7 separate regions of the Homo sapiens genome follow, and regions 1, 2, 3, 4, 6 and 7 are each linked to region 5. Evidence: chromatin contacts called from ENCODE Hi-C or POLR2A ChIA-PET data. All regions are on one chromosome and are shown on one strand. Each heading gives the region's core, a stretch centred on a gene start or an enhancer-like site at or near the end of the contact. The rest is flanking DNA. Distances are from core to core; before and after follow the strand shown. Region 1 holds the start of PPP4R3B (protein phosphatase 4 regulatory subunit 3B). Region 2 has its middle 34 kb from the start of MIR4432. Region 3 overlaps BCL11A (BCL11 transcription factor A). Region 4 holds the start of BCL11A (BCL11 transcription factor A). Region 5 holds the start of VRK2 (VRK serine/threonine kinase 2). Region 6 holds the start of PEX13 (peroxisomal biogenesis factor 13). Region 7 holds the start of RTN4 (reticulon 4).

Evidence for each region. Hi-C counts contacts between places; a loop is a spot of excess contacts on that map. ChIA-PET counts read pairs that join two places held with the same protein, here RNA polymerase II (POLR2A). Pooled maps may share reads with other maps.
Region 1: a map of naive thymus-derived CD4-positive, alpha-beta T cell shows a loop between it and region 5 (10-fold over the local background). The contact joins the promoter of PPP4R3B here to the promoter of VRK2 in region 5. A Hi-C loop is called at or near these places in 1 of 168 maps with a recorded cell type or tissue (naive thymus-derived CD4-positive, alpha-beta T cell), 6 of 37 single-sample maps with no recorded cell type and 16 of 50 pooled maps.
Region 2: a loop to region 5 is called in a map with no recorded cell type, with 14 times the contacts of the local background. The contact joins the enhancer-like site here to the promoter of VRK2 in region 5. A Hi-C loop is called at or near these places in 3 of 37 single-sample maps with no recorded cell type and 3 of 50 pooled maps.
Region 3: a pooled map shows a loop between it and region 5 (2.7-fold over the local background). The contact joins the enhancer-like site here to the promoter of VRK2 in region 5. A Hi-C loop is called at or near these places in 1 of 50 pooled maps. POLR2A ChIA-PET finds 5 or more read pairs at or near these places in 2 of 52 experiments (MCF 10A and activated B cell).
Region 4: a map of CD8-positive, alpha-beta T cell shows a loop between it and region 5 (7-fold over the local background). The contact joins the promoter of BCL11A here to the promoter of VRK2 in region 5. A Hi-C loop is called at or near these places in 6 of 168 maps with a recorded cell type or tissue (B cell, CD4-positive, alpha-beta T cell, CD8-positive, alpha-beta T cell and 2 more), 6 of 37 single-sample maps with no recorded cell type and 16 of 50 pooled maps.
Region 6: a map of CD8-positive, alpha-beta T cell shows a loop between it and region 5 (13-fold over the local background). The contact joins the promoter of PEX13 here to the promoter of VRK2 in region 5. A Hi-C loop is called at or near these places in 2 of 168 maps with a recorded cell type or tissue (CD8-positive, alpha-beta T cell and naive thymus-derived CD4-positive, alpha-beta T cell) and 10 of 50 pooled maps.
Region 7: a map of CD8-positive, alpha-beta T cell shows a loop between it and region 5 (11-fold over the local background). The contact joins the promoter of RTN4 here to the promoter of VRK2 in region 5. A Hi-C loop is called at or near these places in 2 of 168 maps with a recorded cell type or tissue (CD8-positive, alpha-beta T cell and naive thymus-derived CD4-positive, alpha-beta T cell) and 11 of 50 pooled maps.

The regions. Positions count from the first base shown.
Region 1 is chr2:55,616,086-55,620,058 of GRCh38, reverse strand. PPP4R3B (protein phosphatase 4 regulatory subunit 3B) reads left to right here and starts at 2,437. Exons shown (of 17, transcript NM_001122964.3): 1 at 2,437-2,915. The coding sequence starts at 2,774. It overlaps PPP4R3B-DT (PPP4R3B divergent transcript), which reads right to left and starts at 2,129. Exons shown (of 3, transcript NR_186624.1): 1 at 1,677-2,129. RefSeq lists enhancers at 2,067-2,116, 2,137-2,536, 1,630-2,554, 2,555-3,481.
Region 2 is chr2:60,350,912-60,355,286 of GRCh38, reverse strand. No RefSeq gene overlaps it. Among named protein-coding and RNA genes, the nearest start is that of MIR4432, 34 kb to the left of the region's middle. RefSeq lists enhancers at 1,586-1,635, 1,776-1,855, 2,336-2,835, 3,606-3,685. Within about 2 kb of position 2,731, at least 5 of the 41 ENCODE cell types and tissues checked have a DNase peak (open chromatin) inside an H3K27ac peak, as active enhancers do.
Region 3 is chr2:60,514,851-60,519,179 of GRCh38, reverse strand. All of the region lies in intron 2 of BCL11A (BCL11 transcription factor A), which reads left to right. Among named protein-coding and RNA genes, the nearest start is that of BCL11A, 37 kb to the left of the region's middle. RefSeq lists enhancers at 3,263-3,382, 3,493-3,622. Within about 2 kb of position 2,704, at least 6 of the 41 ENCODE cell types and tissues checked have a DNase peak (open chromatin) inside an H3K27ac peak, as active enhancers do.
Region 4 is chr2:60,551,630-60,555,634 of GRCh38, reverse strand. BCL11A (BCL11 transcription factor A) reads left to right here and starts at 1,981. Exons shown (of 4, transcript NM_022893.4): 1 at 1,981-2,419. The coding sequence starts at 2,365. RefSeq lists enhancers at 1-97, 672-721 and silencers at 342-471, 1,412-1,501, 2,911-3,270, 3,791-3,850, 3,911-4,005.
Region 5 is chr2:58,045,408-58,049,360 of GRCh38, reverse strand. It overlaps VRK2 (VRK serine/threonine kinase 2), which reads right to left and starts at 2,555. Exons shown (of 13, transcript NM_006296.7): 1 at 2,493-2,555; 2 at 394-534. The coding sequence starts at 529. LOC107984043 (formin-2-like) reads left to right here and starts at 2,128. Exons shown (of 3, transcript NR_171623.1): 1 at 2,128-2,837. RefSeq lists a silencer at 2,303-2,572 and enhancers at 2,176-2,731, 2,723-2,842, 2,732-3,287.
Region 6 is chr2:61,015,953-61,020,251 of GRCh38, reverse strand. PEX13 (peroxisomal biogenesis factor 13) reads right to left here and starts at 2,532. Exons shown (of 4, transcript NM_002618.4): 1 at 2,401-2,532. The coding sequence starts at 2,492. It overlaps PUS10 (pseudouridine synthase 10), which reads left to right and starts at 1,997. Exons shown (of 18, transcript NM_144709.4): 1 at 1,997-2,244. RefSeq lists an enhancer at 2,076-2,125.
Region 7 is chr2:55,048,599-55,052,814 of GRCh38, reverse strand. RTN4 (reticulon 4) reads left to right here and starts at 2,364. Exons shown (of 9, transcript NM_020532.5): 1 at 2,364-3,070. The coding sequence starts at 2,515. RefSeq lists enhancers at 2,534-2,583, 2,546-3,358 and silencers at 2,724-2,783, 2,924-3,043.

The DNA.
Region 1 (3,973 bases), core at 1,188-3,687, 2.4 Mb after region 5:
CACAGGAAAATGGAATAGAGGTGATTCCAAGAGGAAAATTCTATGAGTGGCAGGAGACAAAGACTAAAAGAAGACTTAGTTTTCACTATATATCTTTGCCTTTTTTTTTTTTTTTTTTTTTGAGACAGTCTGTCACACTGTCCCCCAGGCTGGAGTGCAGTGGTGCAATCTTGGCTCACTGCAACCTCTGCCTCCCAGGTTGAAGCGATTCTCCTACCTCGGCCTCCCAAGTAGCTGGGATTACAGGCCCCCACCACCACGCCCAGCTGATTTTTGTATTTTTAGCAGAGACAGGGTTTCACCACGTTGGCCTGGCTGGTCTGGATCTCCTGACCTCGGGCAATCTGCCCACCTCGCCCTCCCAAAGTGCTGGGATTACAGGCGTGAGCCACCATGCCCGGCCTCTCTTTTTAATTTCATATGTGTAAAGGCATTACTTATTCAAAACAACAAAAAAGGAAGATTGTGGGCTTATTTGGTTAGCAACTCTTTGAAGTGGAACTTTGATGACTGCCTGAAGCAAAGAACATCTGCTGGGGAAGATGTGGTTATGGGGGGCCCTCAGACTTGGATAAGCACTGAGCCCTGTGCTTTGGAGGGGTCTGAAATCCATGGAATCATGGGACTGTAGCCACCTGCAGCCCACTTTCCCTTTTCCAGACCATGCTGTGGGCACTCTAGTATTCCCTATCCCAAACGCCAAGCCTGACTCCAGGGTCTGCACAATCCTCTTCCCAAGTTCAGTCTTCCTGGGGAGTAACCAAAGGGTGAGGCTTGGACAGAAGGCTGGAGAGTCTAACATCAGGCTCAAAAATTGTGTGAAGCATTCTCTGACTCTTCCAAGACAGAAATGTTATTTTCTCTGAGGTCAAAATACATTTTGTCCACTTTCATCACATCAATTAATTGGCTCTATTGTTATGTATTATATTATGATGATTTTCTTCAAGTACATTTTCTGAGGTCTCTAGATTAAAAAAAAAAACTATGAATCCAGATTTTGAAATTATTTCTATCAGCATGTGTTCTGTACACTGACCCACGTTGTAGTGTACTGCTGAAGGGTGTCCACACTTAAGCGATCTGGTCAAAACATAAGCACGTTTTAACAAGACCATTGATTAGTTATGACTACAACTCCCAAGATGCACTGCAGGGTCAGTGTGCGCGTCTCGCCTAGTTTTCACCGATCAGGCTAATGAGCTGCACAGAAGTGGCAGCTGAACAAGCTGAGAGACTGTATTAAAGAACGAATATAGCGGGGATGGGGAGCAGGCGTCTACGGTCCCAGCTACTCGGGAGGCTGAGGTGAGAGGATCGCTTGAGCCCTCAAGGCGGAGGCTACAGTGAGTCGAGATAGCGCCATTGCACTCTAGCCTGGGAAGCAGAGAGAGACTATCAAAAACAACAAAACGAATAAAGGGATTCTACCAAGAGTGAGCTGGACTGAAATAAACGACACGCTACTACGACCCAGCGCGTGACTATATCCACCGCACAATGTGCGATAATAGCCTCAATGCAGAGAGAATTCCTCCTTTCCTTATTCAGTGCAAGAGAGCCCTATAGAGAACGCAGGAAATGCCCGCGAGAAACTGAGAAGTATCAAAACAATCACAGATATGTTAGGAAAGTAGCTCCCCGCCACTTCCCTAAACTTATCATAGCAGACTTACTTTCCAAGGTTACAAACACAAGAAGAGCACTGTATTTTCATGAAGCGGAAAATGTGCTTTACAATCGCCAGCTACTAAGAGCCTTAACGGTGAAGCGCTCTGCAAGAAACAGGAAATCGTCAACACACTTTCTGCATGAATTGCCTGGAGAGTTGTGTCCATAGACAATTCCTGGTTAGATGCTTAATTGTAGCAGACTCCATAACGGGGTTTAGCGGGTTTCCATTCGGCAGAAAGGGCTCCACGTTCTTTTTCACAGAAAGGTTTAAACTTATTTTTCCTCCTCAGGCGGACGAAGTGAGCGTCGTTCCGTGAAGGTATGAAACCCTTTTCCTTCCTTTCTGTCCCTGGTTACTCCGGTTCAAGGCTACGTACTTCCCCGGTTTGCTTTGTTTTTTCCTCAGAGCTAAGTTCCTAGGAACGTCACATACTGGTGCCATCCAACAACATGACGACGTGCGGAACCGAAGTCCCCTTCCACCTAGCGGCCTCTCGCGGCGCAGGCGTGGACGGGGAGATCGCGAGAACCTCCCGCCCAATTGCGACCCCGCGCCAAGAGGCGGGGCCGAAAGAGGAGGAAGTCGGGCCGAAAGAGGAGGAAGTCTCGCCGAAGTACTCCCGCCCCAGTCGGTACCCCTCCTCGCGAGAGCGCCGAGCATTCCGGCCTGGGAAGCGCGTGCAGAAGCGGAGGTGCTGCTCATGGGACTTGTCGGCCGCCGTAGCCCCTGCTAGGACAGCCCGTGCGAGCCTGCTGGAGGAGGAAGAGAAAGGCAGAGAGAGTCGGGTTACAAGATGGCGGATCTGTAGTAGTTACCGCGGCGGCGGGAGAGCAAGCGAGCCCTGGGGGGCAAAGAGACGGGAGAGTGGGTGTATGCGCGGGTGAAGTGAGAGGTAACGGGGCCTCCGGGCGGAGAGGCCTCAGTGGCTCTTGTCACCCCTTCTCGCGGCTGAACCTTTGGAGCCATGGTGAATTCGGGCCTCTCCGAAGCCGCCGCCGCCGCCACCGCCACTACTGCCTTTACCGTCTCCTAAGAGTGAGGAGCGCGGACGAGGTAAGCGAGGAGGCGGCGGCTAGAGCGGTGGAGACAGCAGCCACCATGTCGGATACGCGGCGGCGAGTGAAGGTCTATACCCTGAACGAAGACCGGCAATGGGACGACCGAGGCACCGGGCACGTCTCCTCCACTTACGTGGAGGAGCTCAAGGGGATGTCGCTGCTGGTTCGGGCAGAGTCCGACGGTAAGGTTATCGGAACTGTAGAATAGGGGATAGTGCCTCTGGTTGGGGCACAGCTTGGGTTTAGGGCCCTGGGCCCGTTACCGTTGCTACTCCTTCGGGACAGCGCGTTGGTTCTGAACTGGCTCTTGTGTACGGCAAAAACAAAGTACTGTACTTTTGACTGGACTTATCCTCGGAGACCGAGACTCTCTGTCCTTCTCCCATCTCTCTTAAGGATTGGACTCCTTCCTTTCCAGTCCCTCCTCTTTTGAAGAGGGGAGAGTGTGAGAGAGAAGGGAGGAAGTAGTGAGAGACTAGGTACTGATGTCGCCCTAGGAGCTGACACCTTCCTCCCCCTTTATTTACTTATCCATTATACGTCTAGTACAAACGGTTTAGGGAAACTTTTCTTTCCGAGTGTTTTTAAAAAAAAAAAATTGTACCAACGGGCCCCAGGTGCCACAGTCGACAGGTGCTGGGGAAAACCGAAAGGCACGTTTTCCTGGCTGTATTGCTGACTGTTGCCACGATACATGGACACACAAGCACATACATCTGTAGTCTGCATTTCTTCGGGCTGCCTTTGTAGAAGGCGCTATGAGAAAGTGAATGCCTTACAATCTAAGCAAGTTGGGACACCAAAGCAGGTTGTAAACTGCTGTGTTCTTTGGTTTATTGTAGTCATGTGAAGTATTTTAAATTACAAAATGTAGAGCCGTAATTAAAATGCCTTTTATAGTATAATCTGGACTTGATTTGAACAACTGATATAGGCAGTTAGAAAAATAATCTTAGGTTTAGTCTTGACATATTTTGTATTCTTGCTTGTTCCCTTTTATTTTAAATAGTCATCACTTCTACAGAAGGTGTTCTTTTGTTCTTAATGAGGAAAGGATAAATGCAGCACTGTAATTTCTATACTAAGTATTTAATCCCTGTCATGATGTTTTTGTTTTGTAATTTGCATTATTTGTTAAACTGGGAATGCAATAAAACAACTTTTGTTAAAACGAATGGCTTGAAGTGGTCATTTAGACCTTAAAATTTTTATTTCAATAAAATTTTAATAGTCATCTAGT
Region 2 (4,375 bases), core at 1,482-3,981, 2.3 Mb before region 5:
ATAAACAATATTACAGTGAACCTCTCAACAATAGCAGTAGCAACAACTACCATTAATCCTGAATAATGTGCTTACTGTGGGTGGGGTCCTATTCTAAACCTTTTCCATGTATAAACTCATTTAAACATACATCTTTATATAAGTGGGCTAGTGTTTCCATAGGCTAGATGCCTGGAAGAGGGACTGGTAGGTTAGAGGCCAAGTGCATTTAAAATTTTGATTGCAATTTTCCTCCCCAAACAGGCAAGTATTTATTAAGTGTCAGCTCTAAGTGCAACACCCTCTTAGGCATTCTTTGGAATGCACAGACACATGAGATAGGGGCCCTCCCACAGGTTTACAAGAGTGGAGAGACAAGCTGGTACAAGTCGCCAGGTGATGAAAACAGTCATTCCACAAGGCAAAGCTGGTGGCATATGCTGGGAGCACTACAGGTGTGTAGAGAGCAGGGAGGTCTGTGAGGGGTGGAAGGTATCAGGGGGAGCTTCAGAGAGGAACTGGGGCTGAATGAGGCTTGGAAGGATGGAAAGATGGAGGGAAGGGGTTGGAGAGCAATCCTGGGGAAGGGCCAAGAAGAACGAGGCTTAGGCGGGAGGTGGTGTAGTTGAAGAATGAGACAGTGAGTCTGTGGGATTGCCATCCTGACTGAAGCAAAGAGTGTGTTTTGGGAACTGGTCAGCCAGCCGACCATCAAGAGAAGAGTAGAATAAGAGTAGAAATGGACATCCACCTGTCACATGACTAAATTGTTTAACCCAAATAAAAGCTAATCAATTAACAAATAAAGCTAATCAATTAGCTTTATAAATGAAGCTAATCAGTTGCTAAACTGTGCTCTATTCTTCTGCCTTGACATAAGAATCTTTGACCTGGAACAGGTTTGAATTTAGAATTTTCCACTCCATGGACTATGGCACTGGAGGGTGGTGAATTACATTTCCCGATCAGTGCCAACAGAAAGAGAATAGGGCTTGTGATAATCAGATATATTTGCCCAAATCACTTGGATAAGTTTTTCTCCTCTGTCAATGCTGAAGCACGCTGGTGCTGGAGCAGGAAATCACAGCCCAGAGAAGGTGAGCAGGTGCCCTGTTCACACAGAGCTTGGAAGTTCTAATCTCTGACCTGAAGTGAGACATTGAAATAGAAATCTTTCTCTTCCTCCTCCCTCCTTACCCTACCCCCAGCCAACAAAGAAAGAAATGCAGGTGCATTTAACTTTGCCTGTAACTTTCTGTTCTGCAATGAAAATGGCCTCCTGTGTTTTTGTTTCACAAGCACAATTAAAAGTCTAATTTCAAAGCTACAATAGGGAAGCAAGGGCGTCAGTAAGAAACCCAGAACTTGATGCAAATAATTGAGCCATTTTTAATTTGTTCAGTGTGATCAGGTAGGGGGAAATTCTATATTTAAATATAACCAACCACCTTGAACCTTGTATGGAAGTAACTGTGTAAGAAATGTTTGGTAACATGTTGCTGAAGTTGTAAAATGTGTACCTCCCAAAACAAGGATATTCAAAAGTTAAGTTTCTCACGGTGATGTTAACACATCCGCATCGCGTTGCACATGCTGTACAATTCTGCATCATAAAAAATGGATTTACAAGCTTAAGTACTACTCGGGAATATTACATGTGTGGAATGTGGCTGGGTTAATGTCACTGTGAGACCCTTAGCCGTTGCCAAGGAGGTTTCCTGAGCCTCAGCTGGGGCCAGGCGGGGGCAGACTGGAGAAAGCCGCTGCTGCCTGGGCCTGCAACTTTGCCTAATGAACAAAAACACCATTTTGGCCTCAAAGATCTTGAGCTCCACAAGCCACAAATCACAACGAGGAAGAAATCAAACATTAAGGTTTCTCTCGGATTATTATTGACCAGGACGGTCTGGAAATTATAGGATCTTTCTAAATGTGGGCAGGGGCTTCCGTGAGGTCCAGCAACACAGTGGCATTTGCTTTTACTGCTGCTATTTCTCTGTTTCTGGTTTTACTTACTCTGACCCCTCTCCACACCAGAGCCGGTGTGAGAGCTGCTGTCACCTGGCCTTTCCCAGAGCTGGAGGGAGTCCCTGGGGGACGAGTTGGGTGGCAGGTGATGCGTGTAGACTAGGATGTGAGATTAACTCCAGTCCGAAAGGGCCCTGGGATAAATTACACATGTCCGAACATATCCATAGAGGAGGAGTTGAGTGGAAATAGGCTTCAGGGGCAGCCAAAGAGGGAAAAACATGAGGACATTGTGTGTGTGTGTGTGTGTGTGTGTGTGTTGCTGTAATGATGGGAGGGAGGATGCAAGGCAGGACTTACGGGTCCTAGCCAGCTGTGCTGCACCTGGTCCGTGAGGCAGTGTGGAGTCCACCGAAACGACCCTCAAGCCTGATGCCAGTTCCAGAAGCCCAGTCGGCAACTCTGCCACCTTACACTCCTCTCCCCGTGGAACTGCCTGGGGGTGCTGGCATGGGGACATGAGGGATGTCTGACAGGAGAAACAAGCATTTCAAGAGTGTGTGGTTGGCTTCGCTGTCCTTTGGGGGGAGGAACTGGAATCAGTCAACAGGCAAGTAAGTTGTTATTGCACACCTTTTATGTATTCTGCTGGGCCGTGGGCTGCGGAGGGCACTAAAGGGGTAGAACATCCTGCTCCTCTTGAAGACGCCCAGCCTTTGGTCCCATGACCTCAGGCACATGCGTAATCTAAGCGGCAGCCCAGAACTCATGACGGGTGCCCAGTTCCTTGATGCCTCCTGAAGGAAATGCTGCAAGCTGTTCAGAGGATGGAGACTGCATGGGGGTGTTCGTAGGCAAGGAAGGCTTCAAGAAAGAGGCAGCTCTGAGCTGCTTTTCAAAGAAGAGAGGATTTAGACAGGCAGAGAGAAGTGGGGATCACTCAATAGAAGTAAATTCCACAAGCTCTGATCTCTATCCCTAATAGGGAACGGGGCTCCTAACAATAGCTTTTTTTTGTGGTCTGAATTCAGGCCCGACTCCCAGTTCCAGCCTGAACACTGGTCAGCTGAAGACAACGCTGCCACCTTCATCTCTTCCCTGCCTGTCCTGCTTACAACAGTTGCAAGAAGTTTATACCCACATTAAGCCCCCAGAGGCAGGCTGGCAGCCAGCCTTCGCCACTGGTGCAGAGAACTGAGTCAACCACCCGGTGTTCCTGGCTGCTCCCCCTGAGAAGCTTTCCCACCCTGTTCCCTGAGTCGAGAGTCTTGGCTGGGCACCTGCTGCACTGTGGACGTGCGGACGCGGCCTCCAGAAGGGGGAAGGGAGCCCTGGCTGGCTTCTCTGAGACGTGTTGAGTGGCTTGCCATTGAAGACTGTTTCCTCACTCAGGCAGCTGCATGCCCCAAGTGAGTGACTTCCTCTCTCTGGACTCAGTTTCTGAATCTGTAGACAAAGAGGGTGGACCAGATGGTCTTGGAGGTGCCTTCCAGGTCACATCTCTCCTGTTTCTAACAGCAGGTGGAAGCAGGTGAGGAGGGCAGTCGGGCAGAGAGGAATGGAGAGGAATTCCCCCACAGAGGCTCTTGGGAACCACACAATTCCCCATTCTGGTGCCACCTGCTTCAAGGATGTGAGTGAGAGCAGTGCTGGCCTTGAAGCCTACATCGGTGGGTAGTCTAGCCTCCCTAGATGTGTCCTTAGGTGTCATGGGATCCATATCTGGATCATCAAGGAGACCTCACTTAGGCTTCTCTTGACTTACCAGGAAAGGCTAAGTCTTGCTTCGGGCAGGCAGCTGCCTCTGGGGCCCGGGCCTGTGGCCCCAGGGGAAAGAATTGTTGCCCCAAGATGCTCATGCAATGTTGTGTGACTGTGGCAAGGCTGTGCCATTTTAGCTGGGATCAACACGCTAATGGGCACAGGTCCAGGGGGAGTGCAGGTGCCTTCCTGGGTGCAAAGTGGCCCTCATCCCCATAGCACACAATGTCTGCACAGCTGAGGCTGGAAGGGACTGGCTGAGGGCCGTGCTGGTGTGGGCAGATCCCTGGAAGATCACCTGGGCCATCTCCTCATTCTAAAGATGAGAAGAACGAGGCTTGGAGAGGATGAGTGTCTTGTTGAGGGTTGCACAGCAAGTTGGGGACACAGCTGCAGGAAATCCAAGTCTCCTGATTCCTAGCCCATGATATTTTCTCTCCCACCAAGTTGAAAGGCTGAGGTGATGGGAGGCCTGGCATACCACAGATGGAAACTTGCATCGTTGCCCCCGGGGCTCAGATGATTCTCTAAAAATGTGTCTGAGGAAGTGAGAGTGCAGGGCCTCTCCTCACACGTTGGAGCTGTAAGTAGGGCACGTGCTTTCAGCTCCAGGCAGGACTGGAGAAGGTTATGGAAGGGCAGCCAACCAAGAAGCACTTATTTAAGC
Region 3 (4,329 bases), core at 1,455-3,954, 2.5 Mb before region 5:
CTTTTTTTGTAGCGCCTGTATTTGAAAGGGGTTCCTGGTGTACTTGGGAGAAAAGAAGCTTCTTGGTTTGGTAGTACCTACCAGAGACTCCCTGTTTCCTGCTGGTATCAGGATTGAAAAATCCCACTTCTGTCCATTTTCTCTCAAGAGTTGAGAGATGTGTGCCATCGCTCTTTAAAAGAAGGAACTCTCCTTTTGCTGTGGATTGTAGGGAGCAGATTTGGTGCTTACTGTGGCTTCAGGACCCACCTTGAATGACAGAATGTCAGTAACAAGCAGCCCCAGGAAATACGGCTGGTGGTGAACGACTGCCTCTTGATCTTTGCCCATCGAGCAACACCATGTGGATGGTGTCCATCCAGCTTGACCTGAACTTGAACAGTAATTGATGAGTCCTTAAAATCCACGCCCGGCCCCCAGGAATGCCTTGGGGCACCCCATCCCACGTTCTGATTCTGGATGGACTTTTAAGTGAACTCTGATGATGAGTAGGCTCTTAAAACTCTTTCTCAACGTTCTCTGCTGGGTTTGTGTGTCACCTCCCATGCCCTCTCTGGTGTGTGGTGATTCTCAGATCTAGAGCAATGCTTCCTGCCTTGTCCCCCCATGCCTTTGCGTGTGGGAAGCTAAAATTCACATGTGCGATGCCCTCCCATGTGCCATTTTTACCTGGTCCCTTCTGCTCACTCTTTATTCATATTTAAATGCAGGTGAGTTGGAATGTCATCTTACAGGCATAATCCTGAATCTGCTCTATCGCAGACATTTTAAAACTAAATTAAATGTTAGTACTAAGTAGTAGCCAAATTCTCTGAGTCTGCTTCATGACAGGCTGTAACACACTGGTATGGAACGGTAGGTCTAATCCTGTGACTCCTTTATCTATGATGTTTTATGTATTATGAGAGCTCAGCAGATGTTGACAGAGGGAATGAGACAAGATGATTTTAGGTCTAGGTTTGATAGATAAAAAACTGGGCCAAATTTTATATTTTCTTTGAAAAGATAGCTAAATCTCAGCAATTATTTTATTTTATTTATTAAGCTTTTTGTAGAGACAGGGTTTTGCTATGTTGCCCAGGCTGGTCTTGAACTCCTAGCTTCAAGCAATCTTCCCTCTGTGGCCTTCCAAATTTCTGAGATTATAGGCATAAGCAAATGCCTCTGGCCTTCAAGTAATTAATTTAAAGTCTTTTAAAAATTTTCTCTCCTCCCCTAAAATTGGGTTTTAGAGTAAGGTTCTTGTTCCTCTAGTCGACAAGAGTTTCTGAGGAATCATAGAAGAAAGCACAGCTCTTTGAGCATAGATAGTTTCCTTCGTGGAAAGCCAAAGTGAATACTTATTGAGCATCTTCTATGTAGACATAGACTTGTGAAGTCATATCATTAACCCTGTCATTTTACAGATGAGAAAGGTTGAGGCTAAGAGGGGAGTGAGTGCCAGAGTCTACTTGCTAGGCAGTGGTAGACTTGGCCCAGAGCCTGGGGCTTCCCACTTTCATTCCTGGCTGACTGTACCAATCGCACATGGCCTCTCCATGGCCAGCAGGAGCCAGAGGTGGCCCGCATGTGCTTTGCAGAGGAACTTGCACCCACGCTTTTATCGGTGATGGCTGGAATGCTTTTCTTAACTGGAGCTTTGTTGAAGAGCCTGGTGCTTTTGTGGCAGTGCTAACCTGGGGAGCCCATGGTAAAACCCAAGCAACAAAACCACCACCCAATCACCTGTGCTGTTGCAGAGAATGGTCCTTTGCCCTTTCTTCTTGCCTTGTTCCTTTCCCTGTTTTCTCTGCCCTTTTTCGGGGCTGGTCTTCCTACCACCTTTCCTGCTAGGGCTCCCAAAGTGTGGCCCTTCTGGGGTTTACATGGTGTGCCCAGGGAATAGCTTGGCTTTTTTATTCAGATAACTGGAGATAATGGAGTAGATGGAGTTGGGGTGGTGAAGGAACGTGTACCCTCTCAGGGGCAGATGGCCCTCCAGAATTGGCCAGCCCAACCTCTTCCTCACCACCCTAGTTCTATTTTTAAAGACACCTCTCAATCGCAGGAAATCCTTCCTTTTGTCTACCTTCGATCCCTTATGCTTCATTTTAAACCCATTTCCTCTTCATTCCAGAGACGACAAAGTATCTCATCACCAGCTTTGGGCTGAAATGCTTCATATTTTACATTCTTCATTCCATTCTCCGCCACTTCTTCTTCCTAAATAATCTCTTTCCTGAACCTGAACTCATGGATCTATTATCTTGTAACCCATTTATTGTTTCTATGCCTCTCTTTAGAATCTGCTGGTTTTCCAGCTCTTTTACTCAAACATTAGTCTGATAACTACAGAGTCCAATGGCAAGATATCTTAGTGTTTTCCACATTCTTTAGTCTTATGTCTGCACTCTTATGTCCTGCTTGCTTTTTTAAAAACCAGTGCTTCATTGATGACTCATGCTCAGCTTGGTGTCCACTAGGAATGCTAGATCTTTGTCAGCCATCTTTGAGGGCAGTTAAACTTTCACTCCCAGTTGTCCTGATGCCACATTTCTCCCATCCCAGGTGCCCCTCTCTGTCCTTGTCCATATTGAGCTTAGCTCTCCACTCCTGACACGAGTTCCCTGACTTCCTCTCCACTTCCCCGGATGACGGTGAGTTACGATCTTGTCTCCTAAGGTGCCCCCTCCCTCTTGGCTCCTCTCCCAGTGACGACTTCATGGAGGCTGAGAAATATAGTGAGTGGCCTTTCTTGCCTCACTTACTGCTCGGTAAGTTAGCTCAGGGGGAGAGCTGTTCATAACTTTGCACTGACATCTGGAGAACAAAGGTTTTGGAAGAGCGGAGCCCAGATTCCCTGTGAGCCAGCAGAGCCAAGTCTTTTTTGAGTTTCCAGCAAAACCTGTGTTTTAATAATAGGAGTGGGTCATTGTGTTTAATAGTACAACAAAACCTAAGTGCACATAATAAGCACATCTTTTCTGTGTGCTGGGGTGAGGAGAGGTGACAGTGAGTGTGTAGGATGATATGAAAAGCATTACAGACATGGGAAAGCATCTTAGAGCACCCAAAGCTGGCATGAGTCATCACAGGCTTATGGCCACAAGGCTAGATTTTCAATCCCTGCTTCCCTTTTTCATAACCCAGTTCAATGAAGACATAATTGAAGTGGTGAGAAGAGGGGCCACCGCCCTTCAGACTCCAGGGTATTTGTATTCCAGGACCCCTCCGTGGGTGTTGGCCCAGCGGTGCCCAGAGAATATTCCCTTATTGGATCTTTCTCGAATTGACTTGTTCACTTCCTGTTCAGCGCAGCCTGGTGGTGACTCGGTAATCCCCACAGTAAGACCTCACAGTGGGTTGAGTGGCCTGGGAGCTCAAGTCAGGGGCAGAAATGGGGAAGCTGGAAAGTTGGGTGATCAAGAGTCATTTGGAAGCCCCCATGTCTGTGTCAGTCCACTCACATCTCTGTCCGCCACCCACCACCACTTTCTCCCTGCCTGAAAGCACTGGGCTGTGTTTCAGAGAGGTAGCTGGGTCCCACAGATATTTATGGAGGGCTTGTTTCTGTATCTCCTTCTAGTGGGCTGGACCTCCCCAGGCCATTTTTCTAGGTAACTAGGAAGGCCTGACTCTGTCAGCAACTTGGCTTTCTTTGGAGGAGGTGTCACTCTGGGATTAGTTAAAAGGGGATCAGTGGTATTCACATTGGCTCGTGGGTGTATTTTCTCCTCCTCAAATTATAACCTTTTGGAGGGCAGGAGTCATGTTTTATTTTTTGTGCCTTCTTGGTGCCTAACATAATGCTGGTTCATATGTAGTATTTAATCTGTACTTTGCTCACGCTGCTTGATTGAACAGAGAAAGACCGGGCTTTGAATGGATCCCCAGCTCCCTGTCCAGGGAAGGTGTGAGGCTGGGCAAGTTTATTTCCCCCTTCCTCCCTGGGGAGAAAGTGAAAAAGTGAAAGTGCTGGGGTTGGGATAGCTGGTGGTGTCTTTGTGGCTTTCACCCCATGGTCAAGCAGTGAACTCTGCTTGCAGATTCTGTCTCGCTCACCTGGAAGCCAGTGTTGGGGAAGGAGCACGTGGGGGAGGATCCTTAGGTCTGGGCAACACTTTGGAGTTAGGGGGTCCCCTGGAGGTGTGGGAAGCTGGTAGTGGCATTCTGGAAACAAGCTAGAGCCTGTCTCACCAGAGGGAGAACGGCTGAGTTCGGAAGGGACTGGGGCCTGCTTTCCTTTGGGTGGCTTTGACTGGCTCTTGGATGAGTTTAAAAGGTGATTCTCTCTCTCTCTCTGTCTCTCTTTTCTTTTTTTTTTTTTCTTTTTTCTGTTTTAGTGTATGT
Region 4 (4,005 bases), core at 732-3,231, 2.5 Mb before region 5:
CAGGGCTGCGGGATGGGTGAGCGCGTGCAAGCCCGGGGCCCTCGCTTAAAACAATAAAGCCCCCCCACCGGGTGGGTGAGTTTACGGAAGCGACACCCTTTAGACTGAAGAGGGGGATGAGAAGACGGGGGTTGTGGAACCGCTCCGAGGAGAGGGAAGGAGGGCTCCTCGCTCTGCAGACACACTCACACATATCCACCTGCAGCTCAGGGTCTCGCGGGCCATGGCGACCCGTCTCCACCCTGCACCCTCCGCACCTCCCTTGGACCTGAGTCCATTCTCCTCTCCCCCCAACTCCTTCCAGATTTGGAATCGGACTGCGATCTCCCCGGCGGCGGCGGCGGCGGCTGCAGAGTGGTGCTGGCAGGCAGGGAGGCTGGGAGGCGGGAGGCGCCAGGGGACTTTACAGGCACGTTTCTGAATAAACTTTCCAATCGCAGGGGGTGCTGTTGCTGTACATTTTACGTAAAACTGAAAGTATCCCACGCCAGAGTGAAGCCCGCTTTTTGACAGCGGCAGCACGCGCGTGTGTGTGCGTGTGTGCATTAAAGAGACAGGGTTTTATTTCCAACAGGTCTTCCCTAATTTCCAGGGAACGTCTGCAGAAAGGCGAGAGGGGGCTGCTGGCTCCTGGGTGTGCGCCTTGGCCGGCGGCGCCTGGGGAGCGCGGCGGTGACCCGAGGCGGTCATCTCACCACCGTGGTCTCCCCGCTGCTCCTGCGAGCCTGTCGCTCTCTCTCCATTCCCATTTTCTCTTTCCCTGGGTAACAGCACAGGAACAGTTGTGCTCTGCCCGTAAGAAACATTTTCTTCCCATCCCTCTGTGCTTTTGCAGTTGCTCTGGAGTGGGAGGGGGTGTGTCCCTCCCAGGGACCCGGCTCGGGGACCTCCCGCGGCGCCGTGAGCACATTCCCAGGGACTGGGACTCCCGGGACTGCCCGCGCTTTGTCCTCGGCCTCTCAGAGAGGTGGACGCCTCGGTGCCTCTCTTGCCCAGGCCCCCGGCGCTCCCCTCCGGGGGCCAGACTCTGGCTCCTCGTTCTTTATTCCTCGGGCTCTCTTTCTGCGACCCTTAGGAGCCGGGGACTCGGCGCTTTCAGTTGCATTCAGACCCAGTCGCTTGGCGGGGCGCTCAGATTCCCGGTCCCTGGCTCGGCCTTGGGGGCGCCCTCGGGCCCCGGCCTGCGCCGCCTGCCTCTCCCCGGTCCCCTCTTTCCAGGCCGCGCGGGCTCCTGGAGACTTGGGCGCTGCCCTTCCGGACCCGCAGCCCTCCAAACTTAGGCTGGATTCCGCGTTGCCGTGCGCTCCCTCCCACCTCCCCTCGCCCGCTGCGGAGCTGTAACTTGGAGGCTCAGCTCTCAACTTCGGGTGATTTTTCTTTGCTGTCCTCTCCTCGGGCAAAGTTTCCCGAGCGCAGCCGCGGGCTCGGGGCTTTTACTTCGGCCCCTGGCGTCCACACGCGGGGAGCGAGCGCGGCGGCGGCGGGGAGGGGAAGTGGGTGTGCGTACGGAGGAGGGTGTCCGGGAGCAACTCTACCTGGCTTCCCTCCGCCCGCGCTTCCCCAGCCCGGGGCTGCAGCCTCCCGGTGCACTCTCGCTCTATTTTTTTCTTTTTTGAATAATCTTTCATTTTAGAGTCCGCGTGTGTGGGGGGGAGCAGGGCGCACGTCTTGCTCCCCCCCACCCTTTCCTCCCACCCCTGCCACCCCTTTCTTCTCTCCCGGCCACGCCACCGCCGCGGCGCTCGCTGCGGCCACTGGTGAGCCCGCGGCCCCAGCGCCCCCTCCCCTCGGCCCGCCCCTCCCCCGGGGGCCGCGTCTGGCGTCCGCGGAGCCCCCCGCCCCGCACCTCCCCCTCCCCGCACTGGCCATTGGCTTGTCCTGGTCTCTTTTTCATGTCCAGCCCCTGATGTGTGTCCATTGGTGTGAGCTTCCCCTTCCCTCCTCCCCTTCTCTCCTGCTCGCCCTGCCCATGTTTTGTGTGTCTCTGTCCATCCAGACTCCTGACGTTCAAGTTCGCAGGGACGTCACGTCCGCACTTGAACTTGCAGCTCAGGGGGGCTTTTGCCATTTTTTTCATCTCTCTCTCTCTCTCTCCCTCTATCTCTCTTCTCTCTCTCTCCCTCTTTTTTTTTTTTTTTTTTTTTTTTTTTTTGCTTAAAAAAAAGCCATGACGGCTCTCCCACAATTCATCTTCCCTGCGCCATCTTTGTATTATTTCTAATTTATTTTGGATGTCAAAAGGCACTGATGAAGATATTTTCTCTGGAGTCTCCTTCTTTCTAACCCGGCTCTCCCGATGTGAACCGAGCCGTCGTCCGCCCGCCGCCGCCGCCGCCGCCGCCGCCGCCCGCCCCGCAGCCCACCATGTCTCGCCGCAAGCAAGGCAAACCCCAGCACTTAAGCAAACGGGAATTCTCGCGTAAGTAACCCAATAATAGTAATAATAATTATTAATAATCACGAGAGCGCGCAGGACTAGAAGCAAAAGCGAGGGGGAGAGAGGGGTGTGTGCATGCATTTTTAAATTTTTCACGAGAAAAACCTCCGAGAGTCGAGGTAAAAGAGATAAAGGGGGAAAAAACCCTCATCCCATCTGGAACCATTGCCGTGTATGCACTTTTGAGACAGCACGCACCTTTTAATTTTATTTAATTTTACAAAAATTTGACTCCTCCTCTTTCCTCCTTTCCGCCGCTTTATTTCTCTTTTCGAAAAGGAATGCAATGATTCCACTCCCCCCCCGCCCCGCCAGTTTTGCAAAATAATGAACAATGCTAAGGTTGCGAACAACTCACATGCAAACCTGGGGGTGGGAGCTGGTGGGGAAAGGGAGGTTGCTTCCCACTCACCGTAAGAAAATGGGGGGGTAGGGAGGGAGTGAGTACAAGTCTAAAAAACGATTCCCGGGGAGAAAAGAGGTGAGACTGGCTTTTGGACACCAGCGCGCTCACGGTCAAGTGTGCAGCGGGAGGAAAGTAGTCATCCCCACAATAGTGAGAAAGTGGCACTGTGGAAAGGGGCCCCCGGCGCTCCTGAGTCCGCGGAGTCGGGAGAGGGGCCGCGGCGACGGGGAGAGCCGTGGGACCGGGAAGGACGGGAGACGCGGCCGGCACTGCCGCCTTTTGTTCCGGCCAGAGGTGGGTGTTTGTCCCGCTGCCTTTTGTGCCGGCTCCTCGCGCTTGCCCTCCCGCGCCGCCGCCGCCGCCGCCGCCGAAGGGCAGGAGCTAGGGCCGGGGGAGGAGGCGGCCGGGGGCACGCGGGAGAGGGAGGGAGGGAGCCCGGACTGCTGCCTCCTGGGTTGCCGCTGCCCTCCCCTCCCGACCGAACCTCAGAGGCAGCAAGGAGAAGACTGGCACATAAATAAATAAATACATAAAAATAAAATAAATAAAACAAGGCAAGAGAATGTACAATTTCTTGCCCCCAAACCGAAGCCAAACGCTCTGCCAACCCTTTTCTGTGACGGCCTTCTCTTTGACTCCCCCACCAGCCCCCCTGCAAAAATCTCACAATCTCTCATCTAGAAAAAAATTTACAATCACCCTCTTCCCCCAAACCCCTTCAGTTGCAAACTTAGGGCGCCGACGGCACGGAGAGGGAGAGAGGAACTCCCTCCTCTTACTATTTTTTGGAAGATTTTCAAAAAAAGTGGAAGTGGATTTTGATTGGGAAAAATCTCGTGTCTGAATGTTTACAAGCACCGCGTGTGCGGGAGCCTCCTGCCAACAAACAGACAGAGGACCGAGCGCGGCGCGGCAGCCCCGGAGCAGGCGGCGGCGGCGGCCTGGCCTCGCCCGGGCCTTGCCCGACCTCGCCGCGCCCCAGCCCAGCCCCGGATCGCCCACCCGGCGCCCGGCGCCCACCCGCCAGGCACGGCGGCAGGCCACGCAGTGTCTCCGCGCCAGCCTGGCCCGTGGTCCTGGTCCGCCCCCAGCACAATGCCGAGACCTCTTCTCGACCTCCCAGACTGCGAAATCGGCTGGGTGAAACTCGGCTTTGCAAAGC
Region 5 (3,953 bases), core at 1,306-3,805:
GACTAGACTCTTGTATTGCCTAAATATTGATTAAGATTCACAAACAGAAAGTGTTTTTATCTATACAGTTGTGGTTTCTCATCTGAAAAAAGCATGTTTCTAAGAAAACAAGCTCTCAAAAAAAAAGAAAGTTAGCATTTTGTCTGGCAGATTGTATAATTATGCTCTAAAAAGACTTCTAAGATTTACTCAGAAAAACATGGACAACAAGGAGTGGGTCAGTGATGTCTTGAACCTAGACACTGTACTCTATTATTACTTAATCGAGTACAATCATGAATTTTAATAAAGTACACATATGAATTCCATATTTCCATTCTTAAAATACCACTAAGTAATCACGGTTACAGTCACAGATATAAGAATAATTGTTAATTTAAGGTTTTACTTTACCTAAATATATCAATCCAAATCCTCCAGAGCCAATCTTCTTGCCCAGTACCCACTGATTGCCTTCCATATCATCCAGAACCTTGCCTTCTGGAAATGGAATAGGAAGTTTGTATTTTTCATTTCTTTTTGGTGGCATCACTTCTGTTGGCAGAAGGGGTGAGATAAATGGGTAAAAAGAAAAACAAACAAACAAAACTCTTAAAATACACTTCCCAAAATGTCTTCAATAGGGAACTTTCCCAGGTTCCCAGAAATTAGGATTCTAAAGTTAATTCAGTTTGGAAAAGCCCACACATTATATTCAAATTAGAAATTCACATACATTACAATACTGAGATCTAAGAGGTATAGATATTTTAAAAAAACAGAAGCAAACTAACCAAATTTCATCCAAAATTCATTTCGGGGTTCTATAGCACATATTAACAGTGCAGGACACACCTTAAGAAACACGAAATTAACAATTTCCAATGAAGAAAGAAAATAAATTTCATGTACATGGAAATATTGCTGTCACTGAGAATGTAAAATGTTAAAAGTGAGAAGGTCTTCAGTCACTAGAAAAGAACACAGGATTGGATTGGGAAGACACAGACAATGGCAATGGACATCTCACCACCGTGATACTAGGTACTCAGTAAACATTTGTTAAATGAGCCAGGGATTTTCACGGATATGTAACTTAGCAGAATACTAGGCCATCAGTTCTCGGGCTGCCAAAATATTCTCAGCATTTTGTCTTCTTACCCTCTTTCTCAGTTTATCACAGTGAAAACAGTCCTGCCTTAGAGATTACAACTGTGCCACCAACAACAAAAGCATAATCTCCACAGCACAGCCATGCAACTTTAATCAACTAATTATAATTGTACATAGGTTAGCAAATTTCTCAATGGGAAATTCTGAGTTAAAAGAGAAAATTTCTTAGGGGAAAATACATATGCCAGCATACATGCCTGAAAATAATTTAAATGTGAAGGTAACCATGATCCTCTAAGTATTTAAAACTATTAAGAGTTTCTGACATGAAAGTTAATTAAAAACGTATATACGTAAATGTAAAGTTTTCTTAATATAATCTTCCTAGCTTCCATAAAAGAAAGTATCTGTTTTTCCTTTAACGGGTTTTTCCTCCTTCACTTAACTGCTTTTTTACTTAGCAGTATTGTCCCAGGTAGAGTCGCTGCGTGTATCTTTAACAATATTCACCTTCCTCCTGATAGGCACACAAGGGCTGGGAATTTGGATGGTGAACTATGCCTAGAGCATTGATTGTATCATAAAGCAGGAAAAGTTTTTGTGGAGGTTTCCCTTGACCAGTACATTATATAGGCTGGTGCCTATTACAGATTTACTGATTTAAAACTTAAAGTCTCCAAAGTGTAAACTACTGATTAAGGAATAAATTCTAAATAATTATAAAAAAGATAAATACACTTTGGGGCAAGGCAGCGGCCTCAGGGCTTGAGGCGGTAAGGGAGACTCTACGAAATGTACATCCTGGGGGCGAGTCCCGAGTTCATCTGCCAAGGGAAACGACAGCCTCTCAGGGCCCGTCCCTGTCAGGGGTGTCCCTTCGGCTTCTGGGTACCTTCCCAGGGCTAAGATGAGTCCTCAACACGAGTTTCCGAGCAAACTGGTACCCAGGGGTTAACATGTGCCTGGGCTGACCTCCAACCCCGCCGCGGCCCCTGACCCTGCGGAAGGTAACGAGAAGCAGCGCGGCCCAGCCGCCTGGTCCGTCCGCCCTTAGCACGCCGGGGACCTACGGCCAACCCCGCGCCCCAACTTCCCGCCACAAGTTCTCTCTGCACCGGCAAAAAGAGAAACTCCACCCACTTTTCCGCTAACACGTCGGACCCGCTTTTGGCAAACGTGAGTAGAAGGGGACGCCTTGTTCTCACTCCCAGCGGGGAAAAAAGAACCAAACGCGGAAGCAGCGACTCTGCCCGGGCCGGAGCTGAGGCCCGGGGGCTGGGACGGCCCGGAGTCCCCGGCATCTAACTCCGACGGCAGCCCTTTTCCGAGCGGGGCCGCGGCTCCGGCACTGCAAGCGGAGGTGCCGCCCGCCACCCAAGACCCCAGAGCAAGAGACTGACCGGGCCTCAGGATCCCCCGTCGCCGGGCCGCGCGCACCGCCTCCTACCTGCCGCTGCGACGAGGCGGAGCCCCCGGGCCTACAGTCCCGCGGGGAGGCGGGCCCAGCACTCGAGCCTGCCCTCCCTAGGACCTGCCTAACTTCTCTCCAGCTGCGTCGGCCTCGCAGTGCAGCGGCCCGCGGAGCCTCACACAGGCCGCAGCCGGTTCCTTTCAGCGGCCTGTCCACGCCCCGGAGACGCCCAGGGGAAGGAGAGGGCGCGGCTACATGGGGAATGGGAGCTGTGTTACTACCTCCACCCTGGCCCGCCAGCGTCTGGACGAAGAACCGCCGCCAGACCAGTTTGGTACGAAATAAGCACGACATGCATTTGTGTAGGAGTGTTAGATCTCCTGTACCACAACCTGAGTACTACGAGCTTCCAAATGGCTAGTCCTTACCGAGCTCTCGCCGAGCAACTAACTATTGGTACTAGCGAAGACTCCAGTTAGGAGGGCCTGTATGTAACTCACCGCGTTTAAGTTCTCAAAGGCATATTGGTTCAGGACCTATTTCTGCCATTAATCGTAGGATAATTTAACACCGTAATTAACAAACTTCAGGTTTTTTTGTCTGTGAAATGGAAATAACCCTTGTTGTTAGATTATAAGGTTATTGGTTATAAGATTATGACAATAAGGTGAGGACTTTATTAAGCAGTTTTCTAATACATAAAGACTCATAGTGGCCAGGTGCGGTGGCTCACGCCTGTACTCCCAGCACGTTGGGAGGCCGAGGCGGGTGGATCATCTGAGGTCAGGAGTTTGAGACCAGCCTGGCCAACATGGTGAAACCCTATCTCTACTAAAAATACAAAAAATTAGCCAGGCGTGGTGGCGGACGCCTGTAATCCCAGCTACTCGGCAGGCTGAGGTAGGAGAAGCGCTTGAACCCAGGAAGCAGAGATTGCAGTGAGCAGAGAGCGCGCCACTGCACCCCAGCCTGGGCAGCAAGAGGGAAACTCAGTCTCGAAGGAAAGAAAAAAAAGACTCATAGTAAGCTTATATTTTAGACTAAACCAAACAAATGCTTAGACAAAGATTATTAATACGTCAGCATTCTACATAGTAACCACCAATAATTGGTTGGGATACAAATACTGAAAGGAAAATTAGAGCCCTTTAATGACTTTGATAGAATAAGGAATTGGGGCTCCCTACATCTTTCAGACTGTCACCAAAATGAAAGATGGCATGAGAAGACGTTTCTAAAAACAAACAAAAAAGTATTTTTAAAGAAACAGTCCATAGAATAATTGTGCCCTTAGTCATTCACTGGTCCAACAGTGTCCTTTCTTATTTTCTTAAGATATTTATATAACAGATGCATAATTACAGATATTTATGTAACAGATGCATAATAATCCTAATATCCATATTGGGTACTCTTTCCTCCTTTCCAAATTTGTTTAGCTTTCCACCAC
Region 6 (4,299 bases), core at 1,283-3,782, 3.0 Mb before region 5:
TAAGTTTTTTGTTGTTGTTGTTGTTTGAGATGGAGTCTCCCTCTGTTGCCCAGGCTGCAGTGCAGTGGCGTGATCTTGGCTCACTGCAAGCTCCGCCTCGTGGGTTCACGCCATTCTCCTGCCTCAGCCTCCTGATTAGCTGGGACTACAGGTGCCCGCCACCGCACCCAGCTAATGTTTTTTTGTATTTTTAGTAGAGACGGGGTTTCTCCGAGTTAGCCAGGATGGTCTCGATCTCCTGACCTCGTGATCTGCCCGCCCAGTCTCCCAAAGTGGATAATTATAAGATATTTAAGGCAAAAAGATAAATTCCCACCAATTGTAGCTTATACAATATTCATGGAATAAAAACTTACTTGATCCATAAATTCAGCTCAGTTCCAATAAAAATCCCAGTAAGTCTTTTTATAAAGGACTAAGTGTAAAGAGCGCAATTACAAAGAACAGCAATGTGTGGAAACTCTTGACATACTACATATCAAGACTTATAAAATTCTGTAATTAAGATAGTGTGGTGCTAGTAGAAAGTCAGAAAATGCCCAAAACAGAACTACATATTTAGGAAACCTTGATATGACATAGATGGCATTAAAAACTAAGAATAGACTACTCAATAAATGGTGCTGCGACAATTAGTTACCTATATGGAAAAAAAAATTAGATTTTTATACAAAGTCAGTTCCATGTGGATTAAATGCAAATGAAAAAACCGGAAGATTTAAAAGAAAACATACAGAAAAACTGTCCTGATCTAGGTAGACAGGATTTCTTAACCAAGACAAAAAGCATAAACAATAAAATATGACAATTTTGGCTGTATTAAAATCAAAAACATCTGTACAAAAAATTGAACATAAATATAAAGAGGAGAAGCCACACAGTGAAAAATATTAGCAAAATGTAGTAACAAAAAAGGATTAGTTTAACAATACTCTTACAAATTGGTAAGCAAAGATAAAGCCAATAGAAAATTGGGCAACAGAAAAAACAAAAACAGATACAAAAAATAATATATAAATAGTAACATGTAATTAGATATAAAATATATATTATTGTTACATTGTTAAGTTTTAGATATAAAATGCATATAAATAGCACAAACCTAAGTACTAAAATATAAAAACATTACTGGGTATGCGAAACACCAAATAAGGACAATAGTCACCACTATAAAGAAGAATGGGAGAGTTTAGCCGTCTTTTATTTTGAAAAATTCGACATAAGTCTGGCAAATGTTAACACTGTTTAAAGTTGAGTAGTGAATATATAGGTATTATCTTACTCTCTACTGGTCTCTGTGTTTAAAATATTTCACGATAAAGTGGGAAAATGGTTAATTTTACATAAAAAGAACTTTAACAGATGCAAAAAATAAAACCTCTCTCATTCGACAAGCAGCCTAAATGGGGAAAAAAGAACCCACTCAAAAAAAAGGTAGCAGATAATGTCACCGTGGCTTACCAGCCTAATCAAACTTATTACTTGTTATGTATATATCCTTATTAAACTAAGTCGTTACTGTGTTAAAGCATTTTAGTGTTTAAATAAAAGATTTCAGAATACAGCAGAAATACATTCCAATATGTTGGGGTTTTTACGCTTAGGAAAACCTACAATAGTAGGTGATTTGACATTTGAATCACACCTATCTGAATTAAGATGTCCAGCACTACCAAACAAAAGCCACACGAGGCCACGAAACACTCCCAACTCTGCATGTTTTAGCCTTTTTAAAGTCCTAGAAACCAACTGATACTGATTAAAAACCAAACAAAAAAAAAATACAGGCCTCAGAAAAATACACTATTTTGCACACAAAGTCCATCCATAGGCCTCAGATCTAGAACTCCTGCTTTAAAGTTGCTTCTCCAATCTCGATCCGAAACACTGGCTGAGTTATGCTGGAAAAGAATGCAAAGTGTACGGGGCTTGAGTTCCTGTTGCGTAAAACCTTTCCGGCTTTCAGCAACTTCTCGAGAGGTTAACACCTTTAAGGAGAGACTTTGCTCCCTGTCGATGCCGTGGCTGGACAAATGCCGCTCTCAACTGCTACAGACCAAAGTCTACGCTTTAAAGATAGAGAAGCCATTCTGTCAAAGTGAAAACAGAAGCGGTAGGTAGGAAGCCGCCCCCCTTTCTTTCAAGCACAGAGACCCAGAGAGACGCCCAGGAGCTCCCGAAAAAAACGTTGCTGATTAGAGCTGCCGGGTCAGAAACAGCTGTGAGACACTAAAGTCCCCACTGGTAAGCGCCCCAGCTCCACCTCGGCCCCTATCCCCAAGGTTGGGTATTGGTTAAAGGGGGGAAGGGAATACCTCCACTAACAACCGCTACAACCGCCTCCTGCCAAGTCCCCGCTCGGGCCCACTAAACTCACAGCCTGAAGAATCCCACACTCACTGGAAAGTGGGGCCCGGTCCTGGTCCCGGTCCGGCTCCCGGAATTCGGCGGGTCTCCCAGGGTTTGGGGGGAGGTGGCGGCTGGGACGCCATCTCCTCCGCCTCCTCTCGGCTCCCGCTCCTACCCCTGACTGTCCAGGCCCGCGTAGACCAGCACCTGGAGCGTAAGACACAACGGGCAGAACACCGAGCCGTCCACCCCGCCCACCCTTGCAGTCAGGACAAGGCTTGAGTTACTTTGCCAGCTGAATCCATACAGCGGGAGGATGCCACTAATTTGTAGGAAGAAACACGCTCTTTGTATTTGCCCCAGAAAGAGCTGCCTTTCTAAACCTCAGGGTAAAGGCTCATCGATATTTCTGGTAGCGGCTACAACTCCCTAGACGTCGGAGTCCCACCGAGGCTTTTCTGGGAGTGGACCAGTCGGGCTGGGAGTAAAGCCGCACGCACTCCTTCGCTCGTGGGGGAGGTAGGGTGAGGTGGCAAACCAGGCAGTTTTTCGGATTTCCTCTACAAACAAGAAGGGAGAAGCTCACTTAGTCCTAGCGAGAGCGGGCTGGTACTTTTGTTCTAAAACGCACGTTTCCTCGGGGAACAGAATTGCTAGACGCAATAGGTGCGTTGTCTTTAGTCTTCCCTCTTCCCTTCGAGGGCCGGAAGGGGTTAAATCTCAGGCTCCGGCGTCTGGGGAGAAGGTGAGGCGGGTAGGTAAGAGGTGAAGGAGTGCAGACTGGGTGCAAAAGAGGTGTGGCGGGAGAGAGTTCGTTTCTCTCCTGCTGGAGCGGCTTTGTTAGCAAAGGAGGGGTGAGTGGGAAGTTTGTTGCACCTGACCGAAGGGGGAAGGGCTTGCTTGGCGAAAACTGAGGCTTGAGGTTAGATCTCGGGATGAACTTTTCAAGAGTCCACAGTAGATTCCAGAGCTGAATGTTTCAGAAGCCCAGTGAAGTGTGATCACCTCTTTCTCCGTAAATCCACACCCCCAGCCCCACGCCGCGTTACGAATGACACCCTTCGGTAGGGAAATGAGTTTTAAAAGATCTTAGGATATGAGACTCAGTCTGGTCATTTCGCTAGTTTTTCTTATACCCTGCCCCTTTTCTCGTTTTCGATGACTGGTTTTTGTAATCGTCCAAGAGGTGAAAATAAAGTCCTTCCTCTCCTCCAGTAAGCCAGAGACTGGGCTAGTTATCCTTGATTTGGGGAGGAGGGATTCAGTCCTCCTAGGGAGCCTGACACATGAAAGGCGGCTTTGTAGCAACTTGTTACAGAGTTATTTCTATAAAACAAACACATAAACGAAAAGCAAACATCTTGAGGGTAACCAACACTGGAAAACTTACATTGTGGAATGCCTTTCTCAGGGCTTGCTTTCAAACATAATAAATCTAATATGGACAACCGATTTCTAATATCTTATGAAATCCTGGCATTTAATTATCTCACGATGAAAAAACCAAATTTAAGACGTAACGTATTTTCTCCTTTTAATGTTAACATTCTTGAGAAGTTGATAAATTGTTGGTAGGTGAAAATGATGTTGAGAGGTTTGTAAATTCATAGCTCGTTTATTAACACACATTCAAAAGAGGTCTTTTTTGGGGTCTATTTTTAGACCTCTTCAAATTACTCAGGACTGGAAGTTTTGTAATTCTCATCAATCAGGTTTGGGAACTTCTCAGAGCCAGGAGATTGTAATGTGTCATTTATTTACTTTGCATGATACCTTTGTTCTTGTGAACTTACTGGAAAAATAAACATTGTCTTCTAGCCATGGAAAATAAAATAAATTTTAATATAGCTATTTAAGTATCGAGGGAAATCTTCATTAAGTGTCCTTTTAAAGTGCTTATTGATTTATTGGAAGAGGGTGTATTTCTTCTGTCTCTTTTTGAGTTAAATG
Region 7 (4,216 bases), core at 1,115-3,614, 3.0 Mb after region 5:
AGACTGCTGATAGCTAAACTGTGACAATAGAAAAGGTCGTATCATAAAATACTGTTAGTATATTTTTGTATGTTTATGCAATTGGTTGAAAATCAGGCAAATTTTTTATAATTTTTGATAAATATTTGACAAAGACTTCAAATATGTCTCTTGTAGTCACCATTGTAGAAATTTGTTTTGTTTAAATTCATTTGGCATTAACTTCCCGCCCCAAAATTCTACATCAATACATCTCTCTTCCTACTCTTCCCAACCCCTCCAAAAAATAACACCAAACTCAAAGCAAGTCACAAACGTTTTGCACAAATAAAGCCAGTTCTCCGTGGAATTAATGTGATAGGTCTTGAATATATTGTTGATAATTAACCCAATCAAGTAACATTGCCAGGAAATCTTTATTCTTTTCCTTTTTTAAAGGTTCATAAACTTTATTTCTTAGAGCAGTTTTAGGTTTACAGAAAAGTTGAACAGGAAGTACAGAGTTCCCATACACTCTCACTCCTGCCCCCTAACCACAGTTTCCTCTATTATTATTAACATAACGCATTGAGGTGGTACATTTGTTACAACTGATGAACTGATATTGATATATCATTAACTAAAGTCAATAGTCTACATTAGGGTTCACTCTTTCTGTTGTATAGTCCTGTGGGTTTTGTCAAATGCATAATGTTATGTATCCACCATTACAGGATAATACAGAACAGTTTCACTGCCCCCAAAATCTTCTGTGTTCCACCTATTTATCCCTCCCTCCAACTCTTACTTTTCTTTTTTAATACCCAAATTAAGCCACAGTAATATAAATTAGTTGGAGCTAAGAATTTGCCAGTGATTCCCCATGGCAATCAAACTTTCTTAATTATTAATCTAGACTAGCACTGTCCAAAAGAAATATAATGTGAGCCATTATGTATTTAAAAAACTCTAGAAGCTGCTTTAAAAGGAACAAGTAAAATTAATTTAATAATATTATACTTATCCCAATATATCCAAAATATCAATTTCAACATTCAGTCAACAGGAAAGCTGAGATATTTTACATTTCGGAGGTACTAATTCTTGAAATCCAGTGCGCATTTTACACTTACAGCACATCTAATTTCAGCCTAGCTACATACATTCCGAGTGTTCAATCAGTAGCCACAAGTAGCCAGTACCTGTCAGGTACAGCACAGATTTAGACTTTGAGCAACTTGAAAGCAGGTTATCCTCTTCTCTCCAGGGCCTCCAGAGTAGGCATGCAGTGAATATTTTTGAAAGGTAAATCAGAAAGATAAAAGGATCCTGATTCTTACAAAGATGTTCTGCAACTACTCTCTTTAAACTCTCCAGCCTCATAAAAAGTGGAATGGGGATCATGCTTATTCCTGCATATCAAACCAATGACTATGGGGCTTCCTGACTCCCAGAAAGCCTGAATCATCCGAAATGTTGACTCATGAACCTAAGGTGACTGAAATGTAACGTGAACCAAATTAGCTTTCCAAGGCATCTTTGTATTTCCACTTTCCTGTCTCCCCGCTGCCTCTCTCTTTGGGTGACTCACTCTCTTACCATGTAAGAGTCCAGCAGGCAAGGCCCCAAACTCTCTTTGGAAGAAGAGCAGACTTTCAAATGGTCGGCCCCAGATCCCTAGTTAATTCAGCACAGCTGTTTTCCTCCCAATTTCGGGGGCTGCGGTTTAGACTGAGTGAGCCTAACTGTCAAAAAACAATTTTTTTCTTATTTTAGGGTGGTAGTAGTAGTGATGTAGTTTGGAACTTTGAGTGAACAAATAATCTTTTATTTCAAAAATCTTTAAAAATCCTTAGGGCCCACTTCCCAGTCCCGCTAATACCTTTCTCCAGTCGGGTTTCTTCCTTTCCCGGGAGGAAAGTTTCCACTCTCAGTTCCCCCAGGATAACGCCCTTCCGGTGGCGCGCCAGAAACCGCGCCGACCCCTCCCAGCCAGCAGCCCGCCCCCTTTCCCAGTGCTCTAACGACATACGGACGCCAGCTGCGGGCAAGGCCAAGACCCCACCCCAACTCACGGTTACCCAAAGTGGGGGTGGAGCTCCCAGCTCTCAGCCCCGCCCATTGAACGCAATCCCAGCCGGTAAGAGAGAGGAAGTGCCGTAGTCCCCACCCACTTTCATCTCCTTCCCTTTCTGTTGGCCCGGCTGGTCGCCTATCTTCTCGATCCTGTAGCCGATTGGCTCTCTCCCTCCCGCGCCAGTCCCTGCCCTCCCCTGGGGAGGGTGAGTCACGCCAAACTGGGCGGAGAGTCCGCTGGCCTCACTCCTAGCTCATCTGGGCGGCGGCGGCAAGTGGGGACAGGGCGGGTGGCGCATCACCGGCGCGGAGGCAGGAGGAGCAGTCTCATTGTTCCGGGAGCCGTCACCACAGTAGGTCCCTCGGCTCAGTCGGCCCAGCCCCTCTCAGTCCTCCCCAACCCCCACAACCGCCCGCGGCTCTGAGACGCGGCCCCGGCGGCGGCGGCAGCAGCTGCAGCATCATCTCCACCCTCCAGCCATGGAAGACCTGGACCAGTCTCCTCTGGTCTCGTCCTCGGACAGCCCACCCCGGCCGCAGCCCGCGTTCAAGTACCAGTTCGTGAGGGAGCCCGAGGACGAGGAGGAAGAAGAGGAGGAGGAAGAGGAGGACGAGGACGAAGACCTGGAGGAGCTGGAGGTGCTGGAGAGGAAGCCCGCCGCCGGGCTGTCCGCGGCCCCAGTGCCCACCGCCCCTGCCGCCGGCGCGCCCCTGATGGACTTCGGAAATGACTTCGTGCCGCCGGCGCCCCGGGGACCCCTGCCGGCCGCTCCCCCCGTCGCCCCGGAGCGGCAGCCGTCTTGGGACCCGAGCCCGGTGTCGTCGACCGTGCCCGCGCCATCCCCGCTGTCTGCTGCCGCAGTCTCGCCCTCCAAGCTCCCTGAGGACGACGAGCCTCCGGCCCGGCCTCCCCCTCCTCCCCCGGCCAGCGTGAGCCCCCAGGCAGAGCCCGTGTGGACCCCGCCAGCCCCGGCTCCCGCCGCGCCCCCCTCCACCCCGGCCGCGCCCAAGCGCAGGGGCTCCTCGGGCTCAGTGGGTGAGTGCCGCGACCTCTCGCTTCGCGCCGCCCCTCGCGCCCCTCCCTCTTTTGTGTGCAGCCCCAGATGCTTTGGGCTGGTCCCTCCTCTCCGCCCCGAGGGCGCTTTGTCTGCGGACTTCGGGGCGATGGCGCCCCGTCTGGTTGGAAGCGCGGGGAGAAGGGTGGGGCGGCCCTTGGAGCCCGGGTTTGTTCTTATTGTCCGTCTTGGTTTCGGGGAACACGTGCACCGCTCCCGGCTCCCACTTTCACCCTGTGTGATGCCCAGCGTACGGATTCTCGGAAGTTAGGCACCCACCCGTAGTAGGAGCCGGGTATATACCCGAGAGCCAGGGTTGTGGATTTATCGGGTTGGTTGGGCTTCGAGGTGAGGAAGGAAAGGCCTTGGCACCCAGATATTTTTAGGAGGTGCTTTTGTCTACCCGTCTGGGTTGCTCCTTTGGAAAAGGTGCAGTTTTGCTGCGGGTCTGTTGGCCTGCATTCTGCCCCGGGCTCCCTCCTCACCTCCTGGCTGGCGTGGGTGGCCCCTTTGCGCTTCCCCTCCCCCTCCTCCTGTGCTCGTGGGGAGCTGGCCGAGTGGAAAACGTCCACATTGACCCAACCGCAGTGAAGGGAGAGCGCCTCCAGTGGTGTGGTGCGTGGAGAAATGGGAAGGAGAGAGTTCTGGTAAAGTCCTGCCACCGCCCAGCTCCCCGGGGTGTGATGTGGACTGCTCCCCACCAGCTAAACCGAGCCAGGGAAAGGGGATCTAGGCATTGTGTTCGAGGGGGCGTAGTTCTGCCGGGGTTTCAGCTGCAGGGTCGGAGGAATTGCTGTTAGTGTGGACTTGGCCCAGCCTCTTAGTGCATCATAATTGAATCTTACAGAAAAAAATAAAAGGCAAAATGGTTGACATTCCTAAAGAAGGGAAAACCTGTGGATTCCTTGCCAGGAATTGGCTAATTGAACTCGTGGCAGATTTACCATGAGACACAGAGAAATGTTTTGAGACAGACATTTTCATATATATTGGTTAGAAATACTGTTTTTCAGAAGGATATGTTTTAGGTTACAGAATCAAAATACGGTCACGTGCCTCATAACGACGTTTAGGTCAAGGACAGACCGCATTTGCAACGGTGGCTCCATAAGGTTGTAATGGAGCTG